Regions from separate parts of the Homo sapiens genome. Here region 2 is linked to region 1. Evidence: chromatin contacts called from ENCODE Hi-C or POLR2A ChIA-PET data. All regions are on one chromosome and are shown on one strand. Each heading gives the region's core, a stretch centred on a gene start or an enhancer-like site at or near the end of the contact. The rest is flanking DNA. Distances are from core to core; before and after follow the strand shown. Region 1 has its middle 160 kb from the start of CXCR4. Region 2 has its middle 260 kb from the start of CXCR4.

What was found. Hi-C counts contacts between places; a loop is a spot of excess contacts on that map. ChIA-PET counts read pairs that join two places held with the same protein, here RNA polymerase II (POLR2A). Pooled maps may share reads with other maps.
Region 2: a loop to region 1 is called in a map of naive thymus-derived CD4-positive, alpha-beta T cell, with 3 times the contacts of the local background. The contact joins two enhancer-like sites. A Hi-C loop is called at or near these places in 1 of 168 maps with a recorded cell type or tissue (naive thymus-derived CD4-positive, alpha-beta T cell), 2 of 37 single-sample maps with no recorded cell type and 7 of 50 pooled maps. POLR2A ChIA-PET finds 5 or more read pairs at or near these places in 4 of 52 experiments (GM12878, Panc1 and activated naive CD4-positive, alpha-beta T cell).

Annotation. Positions count from the first base shown.
Region 1 is chr2:136,279,331-136,283,321 of GRCh38, forward strand. No RefSeq gene overlaps it. Among named protein-coding and RNA genes, the nearest start is that of CXCR4, 160 kb to the left of the region's middle. RefSeq lists an enhancer at 2,937-3,438. Within about 2 kb of position 2,026, at least 3 of the 41 ENCODE cell types and tissues checked have a DNase peak (open chromatin) inside an H3K27ac peak, as active enhancers do.
Region 2 is chr2:136,374,516-136,378,506 of GRCh38, forward strand. No RefSeq gene overlaps it. Among named protein-coding and RNA genes, the nearest start is that of CXCR4, 260 kb to the left of the region's middle. RefSeq lists enhancers at 1,024-1,103, 1,174-1,403. Within about 2 kb of position 1,801, at least 2 of the 41 ENCODE cell types and tissues checked have a DNase peak (open chromatin) inside an H3K27ac peak, as active enhancers do.

The DNA.
Region 1 (3,991 bases), core at 776-3,275:
TTGTGCATTGTGGGGTGTTTGGCAAGGTGTGGCCATGCAGGTGTTTGCTTAGACCTCTCTCTTGGTTCTCTGTGTGTTTCTCTAGCAAAACACATAGCAGCCTTTGTGATCTGCTCACCAAGAGTGGAATGTGGCTGCCCCTCAGTTTGGAGGAAACCAGAACCCCTGGGCCAGGCTGTGGCTCCAGTCTGAACACAGGTTCCTCAGATCTGCTGCTCCTCAGCTTTCTGGGATCACTGGTTGAGAAGCCGGGATTGCTTTGAAATCAGAAGCCTGACTGCTCCTTCCCAAGACTGCATTCACCTGTTTGGACCCAAGTGTATTGCGATTGGCTTCACCCTGTGCTTGTGGAAATGTCTGTATTTGAGCCTTAGCCTAGGGGTTCTCATTCAACTCAGGATATTTTGTTCTCTCTTGGAGTAATTTAAGGATTATTTCCTCTCTGAGATTATCTTTTTAGATGGCAAGATTTTCAGAATCCTTTCGGTTGCTAGCAATGGAAATCACTGACTTAACTGGCTTGAAGGGCAAGCAGCATTATCTCACATAGCAAGAAATCCAGAGGCGGAGTGCTGCAGGTGTGGTTAGTTCAGTGGTTCCATCTTGCCATTAAGGAAGAAGCTCTTTCTTCTCTTTGCTGCCATACTTAGTGTGTTGGTTTAGGCTTTGCATGAGCTTTCCTCATGGGTGAAAAATGCCTGTCACAGCTCCAGGTGGTGCATCATCATGATCACATCCAAGGGGAGAAAAGGGACTGTTTGCTCTCGTGCATCTTTGGTCCACAAGAAAAATTCTTTCCAGAAGTCTCTTACCGACTTTCTGTCATTAGCCATAAGCATGTCCTAGGTCTATGCCTAAATTAATCCCTGATATGATGTGTGAATCACCACAATGGTTTTAGATCAACCATGTCTCATCCTCTGGAACTGGGGCCAGGGTTCCTGGGAGCACAAGGCCCTACTGAGGAGTGTAGCCACCTGCATGACATTGGGGTTTTGTTGGGAGAAAAAAGAAAGGGAGCACCCAGCACCCATCAAAGTGTCTAGTACAGCAAACATTCCCCAGAATCTTTCCTCCTTGAGATGCTGAGGGACACAGAGCCTTCTGAAGTTCTATTAATAAAAGAGAAGTTTTAGAGAAGGCTGCTTGGAAAACTCCTATGGGAATACTGTGAGCTACTCCTTCTTGCCCCATCCTGCTTTTAGACAAGAACCATGGGTCTGTCTAATCCCACCTTAGTATATTGGCTTTGAAGACAGCTATGACAGCCATTGTTTATTGAGCATCTACTCTGTGCCAGGCATTGTGGGAGGGGCTTTGCACATATGGCTTCTAATCATGCAGCTACACTGGCAGGGCTGCGTTATTGTCCTTATTTTACAGATTAGGGAACTGGAATCTAGAGACGTCGAGTAGCTTGCCTCTGGCTGCACGGTCTGTATAGGGCTGAGCCAGGAGTCGGCAAGCACTTTTAAAGCATCTGCTTTGATCTAGGCACTGTACTAGGTGATGAGAATGCAAAAAAGAATCAAATATGGTTCCCACCATCAGGGAGCACATAGACATAGCCTGTCCCTTCTGGAAGGTCACCCAGTATAACTAAATATGTGTCGCTTGTCCAGGCTGGAAAACATCTTTGGAAGTGTGAGGAAATTAGGCAGTGTCTTGTGCCTTCTACCTAAAGACCTCCTGCCTCCTGTCAGGAAGCCTAAAGCTTTGCTGAATAGCTTGGTAAAGGAATTAGGAGCATGGGCTTTGGTGCCAGAGTGTGTGAGTTCAAATCCCATCTCTACCACTTTCTGGCTGGATGATTATAAGCAAGATACCTTGTGGGCTGCTACGAGGTAAAATGAAAGAGACCTTGTGAAAACACAGGAGAAGAGCTTGGTAACAGTTAGCAGCTGTTATTACCAATTTACGTTGCTCTTCAATGCACTTTCTTATCAGGTAAGATATCAGAGGCCCAACCTCCTAATCCCCTTAGTCTCTTAGCATTTTGCACCCTCCCCCAGGTTTGGGCATTGATGTCATAGGCTGCAGCTTGTAGATTGCTCCAGGTGGTGCCCGGCACATTGAGCTGCTTGATGCTAGCTCTTTAGTGTGAATGACAAGCTTGTCAGCCAGCTCTTACTGCAAGTGTGATTTCCTCCTGTGTGATGGCTGCACAGGGAGGCGATGGAACAGAAAATGAGCACCTCTCTTCCTCTCTCAGGGCACTCTTTGGCTTCCCCATGCTGGGTATAAATGAAGCTGCCTATGCTGAGAGGCCTGGGAAAGCCTACTGCTCCCTTCTAATGGGGAGATGGGACCCAGTGGGCAAGAAGGCAGGCAGGGGAATCCTCACGCCTGGCTCTTGTCTCTTGTCACAGACTTGAGCTGTGGCACCAGGAAGTCCCCTTGCCTAGGTTTCCTCTCCTGTGAACTGGGAGGGCCTTATCAGCCTGTAATCTCACTGAAAAATCCCCTTTGGGGGGCGGAAATGGAGATGGGTATCTGAGAAATAGGGCAGCCCAGACCTGCCTCCAAGGCAGCTGGCCCGAGATACCCGCCCGAGGAACCCGCAGGCCGCAGGCTCTGCTGGGCGTGCTGGACCTTGTCTGCATCCCTGTCTGCTCTGCAGCTTTCGACGCAGCTCATCCATCTGGAAAACTGCCGTGGGATGCTGCTGCCCAGGGGGCTGAGGGGTCTCATCGATCTTGGGGAAATAATTAAGGCCCGCAAAGCCTTGCCGGGCTCTATCGGTGCAAGGTGCTATTAAGAACAAGATAAAAGCTTTGAGCCTTGATTGAATCTGGAAAACAAGGCCCATGCAGGCATTTTTCTTTGTCATGGTGTCAAAGGAGAAGGGAGAGTCCCAGGGAAGAAGGAGGAAGATGAAGGAGCAAAGGAGAAAAGACAGTTTTTGAGACAGTAGACAAGAGCCTTGGGAAAAAAAAAAAAGCAAAACCCACTAAAATTGCCTGTGCTTTTTGCTTTCTTTCTTAAGGGGACACTGTGAAAGAGGAGTGGCGGCTTTGAAGGTGACACCACACGCCACCTTCTCCTGTTTGTCCCCAGTGTCTCAGGTGAGCAATTATCACCATCATTCCTGCAGAGGGAGTTTGCTCCTCCAGCGGGAAGTCCGACTGTGTTCCTTGTGGTGGTGGCCTCCTTGCCCCTGGCTCAGGGTCTTTGTTGCTTTCTTTCTTTCCTCTTGTGCATTGCTTTGCTCAAATGTTTGCAGGAGGAGGGTCTGCTCGGAGGCCAGGCCAGTGCTGGGCGGCCCCCTCCTTCCTTAGAACTTTATTGTGCTTTTGCTCTCTTTTTACTGCTTGGCTGCAACAAAGCCAGCTCTCAGGGCTGAAATCCAGCTGAGGAGATCTGATTTCTCAAAAGCCATTTTGATCTTTTCACTTCAAAGGTAGGTTTTTTCACGCCCGAGCCCCAGTTTGGTGGCCCCAGACCTGCCCTTTTGGGCTGTGGGTCTGGAGGGACCTGTGGTCTCTTCTTTACATGCTGTTGGGAGAGCCTGGGGTCCTGGCACTGGGGCTGCCCAGTGCCAGCCCGGGCAAGCCTCCGATGTAGGGAGATTTGTCCTTGATGTCCCTGGTCTCCAGCACCCCTGATGCCCTGCCTTTTCCTTCTGTCTGGCTCAGCCCTATACATCTCCCAATTGCCAAAGCCCTTCTGCTCCCCAATCCCCAGTCATCTTATGAACATTGGCTCTCAGGAATGAAACTGACCTTCGGGGTCTTCTTCGGAGGACTTCCTTGAGAGCTCCCACCTCCCAGCCACCCTCCCCCACCCAAGGTGCCTTTCCTCAGGGGCCCTACTATATTCTGTAATGCTCGGTAAGTTCCCTTATTCAGTTCCCACCACATTTTGCTTAATTATCCTTTTTCCTCCCACGACCCTCAGGAGATCATGAGGGCCTTGAATAAAGGAGCTGTTATTCCCCCATATGCAGTCCCAGTGTCTAGCACAATGTCAAGCACATAGTAGGTTCTCAATG
Region 2 (3,991 bases), core at 551-3,050, 95 kb after region 1:
TTTGAAGAGTCATTTCAGCAAAGAAGATATATAGATGGCTAATAAGCACATTGAAAAGATGTTCAACATTCATCATTAGGAAAATGCAACTTAAAACCACAATAAAATATCACCACCGATCTATTTGAGTGGCTAAAATTAAAAAGATCGATCATATCAAGGGTTGGCTAGGATGTGGACTGCAGCCCTCATGCATTGTTGGTGGCAATGTAAAATGGAACAATCACTTGGTAAAATAGTTTGGCAGTTTCTTAAAAAATTAAGCACACTCCTATCATATATCCACCCACTTCACTCCTAGATATGTGCCCAAGAGGAAAGGAAATATATAACCACAAAGAGACTTGTACATGAATATTCATAGATGCTTTATATGTAATAGCTGCAAACTGGAAACAGCCCAAATGTCTACCAACAGGTGAATGAATAAACCAAATGGGGTCCATCCATATACCAGAATACCCCACTCGACAGTAAAAAAGAAATGAACTATTGACACACAGACAGATGGATGAATGTCAAAATAATTATGCTGAATATGAAAGAAGACAGACCAAAAAAAAGAGTACATGCTACATGATTTCATTAAATACAAATCTAGAAATTGCAACCTAATCTAGAATGAGGGAAAGCAGATGAGATGTCGTATGGGGATGTCGTTGAGGGAGGTGAGGGGAAGCATTACAAAGAGTCATACAGAAACTTTCAGAGGGGATGGATTGTTTACTATCTTGATTGTAGTGATGGTTTCATGGGTGTATACCTATGTGAAAACTTACAAATTGTTCAGTTAAAGTATATGCAGTTTACTGCAGTCCAATGATACTTCAAGAAGGCTACTTAAAAATAGGGTGATAGCACATTAGAAAAGGCATGTTCAGACTGCCATCAGTAGACAGTACCTGCGAGTATCTCTTGACTCAAACTAACCAGGGGTCAGGGAGAGGGGAGGACGGATCTGAGATTTGAAATTTGAACGCAGGTTATTCAAGGAAAAAGGAGTGAGGAAGGGCAGGAGGGGTGGAGGCCTCTCCATGTTGGGGCTATAACAAATGCCAAGGTCCAAGCATGTCAGAGTGTGGTGTGTTCAGAGACCTGCCAGTGGCTTGGTATGATGGAAACATAGGATGCTTATGAGCAGGAGAGAAGAGAAGAGGAAAGGAGAAGAGAGAAGAGGGGAGAGGCAGGAAATGACTGTCTCAGATCTCTTTCCATCTCTGGGTTTATGAAATTCTCATTATATGTCACTTACTTGTGTCACCAACTTGTCCAGGCATGCCCAGCCCTGCATACAAAATGAGATCAGAACTCCATTTATGTACAAATTACAATGGTACCACTCTCTAAGTGCCCTCCTGCCCAAAGTATGCCCTAGTTATTTGGCAAAATCCCTGAATGGGGCCTCATATGTTCTGGAAACAGTCTGCCATGTTCTGTTCTTCCTTCTCAGCTCATACTTTTTGCTATCTACTACTCAGGAAGCTGATTGACAGAGCTGCAATGATTTTCCTGTTCAAAGTGCCCGCTGGGAGTACTCCAGAGTTCATGCCAAGATGCATGAAATGCTGGGTGGGCCCAAAGCTTCCAGTTTCAGGTACCAGAACATGGAGACAATCTTGTCACAGATCTGCATTGTGTTAGGCTAGCTAAGTGAGAATTACCCTTTGGAGAATTCCCTTTTCTCTATAGGTCCAGGATAGCATTGCTCACGAGAGATATTTTGCGTGAGATCTGTAATGCGGGAGTAAAGCAGCAATAGTGTTTTTTCACTGCTGATCAGTGTAGGTGCCATGGCAGCCTGCCCATGTTTGTCACTGATCAGCTGTCTCGCTGGGGTGACTCTCACCAATCTCCTGCTTCTTTGAGTCCTTGGCCAGGTGTGTGTGCAGCTTTGTGGTGAAGGGGCTGGCATCCTGCAGCTCAGCCAGGGCATCGCATTGAGGCTGGAGGTGATAGATGCAGGTCCCACTTCATCCTTGTGGGCTTCAGTTTGTCCTTGCTCTTGTCGACAACCAGCTTTGCTTTGTGACTGCCAATCCAGCTGACCTACAGCAACTTCAAGGTCAACACTAGACACAGAGGGACCAGGCTGCACAGAAGGGTCTCTCACCTCCCCCAATATAATAAATCTCTTATTTTATATCACTCACAGTGGTTCCTCTTCCCTGAACCCTGACTAATTCAGGTTTCCTGCTCACCTTTGTGCCACCTGGATCTAGGAGCAGCTCTGCTTCCCTAAAACATTTGTAAAAGCTTCTCATGAAAGCCACATCTCCGAAGTCTGACAACCACCCTTCCACACAGAGACTCAAACCCCAGGTCTGGTTGTGGGGAGGTGCCAATACAAACCTTGCAATTTACTCACTTTTACCAACTCCACCCCAACCAAATGCCTTCCTCCTCTTTCAGTTAATAAAAACAAAAGCTCGCTGCACTTCCATGGGTGTGAACAGATGTTCTGTGTGGGCGTGAGTGCTGGTCCCCACCAGCTGCCTCAGGGCCTTGCTGCCCCAACAGCCCCCAGTGCCCTCCGAGACGTGATTAACTCCTCCCTGAGTCTTTGATTCTTCCGTTCAAAGAGTTCTGGCAACTTGACCCTTTGCTCATATGTCTTTGTTTTCACTCATTTCCTTTCCCGGCTGCTTTGCCAGGACTCTGGGATGGATTACAAGGCCTTGGTGAGGATCTATCTGACTGGAGTAGTGCACAGCGACAGACAGGAATATTGGCCTTTGTCTGCCATGCAATCCTATGTCTGGTAAATGTGATTTACAAGGCCCACAGAAAATGAGAAAATGCTTTTTATTATTGTTTTAGAGATGAGATCTTTGCTCTGCTATCAGGCTGGAGTGCAGTGGCGTGATCATAGCTCGCTACAGCATCAACCTCCTGGGCTCAAGCAATCCTCCTGCCTCAGCCTTCTGAGTAGCTAGGACTACAGGTGTGCACTACTACATCTGGCAAAATTTTTTTTTTAAATGGCAGGGTCTTGCTATGTTGCCTAAGCGGGTGCTGGTCTTGAACTCTTGGCCTCAAGCCATCTTCCTGGCTGAGCCTCCCAAAACATTGGGATTACAGGCATGAGAGCCACTGGGCCCTGCTGAAAGTGAGAAAATTCTAAAGGCTAGAACAGGATGAACTAGTAATAGAGGACTTAAGTTTGAATCTGCCTGTATGAGTCTCTCGGACTGTGGGCACGTCTCTTGCTATCCCTTCTCTGTAAAGAAGAGCCTGGAGAGTTTTAAGATTTCCCTCCTACTGCTCCCATGGGACATTCTGAATATGGTGAGAAAGTGCTCTGAGGTCTGAAAAGCAGTGTTGCCTAGTGCAGCTGTTTCTAAACCTCATTGGAACCCCCTCAGTTGGGTTACTATTCCTACACATATGCTAGAAACCAACACCACTTTCTAGCTCTGCCACCTCCTTTCCAAAATTTTAAAATCAGTAGGTGGAAGGTGATATGGCATCTGTACTTTAAAAACCAAAATAAGACCGTGGGTGATTCTGTTGATCAGCTGAGCGTGGAAACAACTGGTCTAGTGAACAGTAGATGAAGAAAAGGGTCTTACAAAATTTAGGGGTTCTGTCTATAAGGCCAAGAAAAATGGAAGCAATTATTCAGATAATCTCAGCACAAAACCACAGTTTCATTGGAATTGCGGGAATCATGAGTATCAGTTTCTGAGATACTTGGGTGGAAAGTATGTGGGTGGAGCCCAAATCTTATGTATTTAAATTCAGATCAAGCCTGTAGTAAAGATGACAGCGGTGGGAGATTGAGCAGAGAGGGGAGAATGGCATTTTCTGAATTCTCATTGTGCCACCATACATTCTGGATGTGTTGGGAGCCCCTTCATTTCACAGATGCTTATTGCTAGTAAGTACTATTGTAGCTCACAAACCATGAGTCGCCACGTTTGACATGGGAAAATGATGCTTGCTATTTATTTATAATACAACGTGTTTTGACTAACCATCAGAGAATATATTT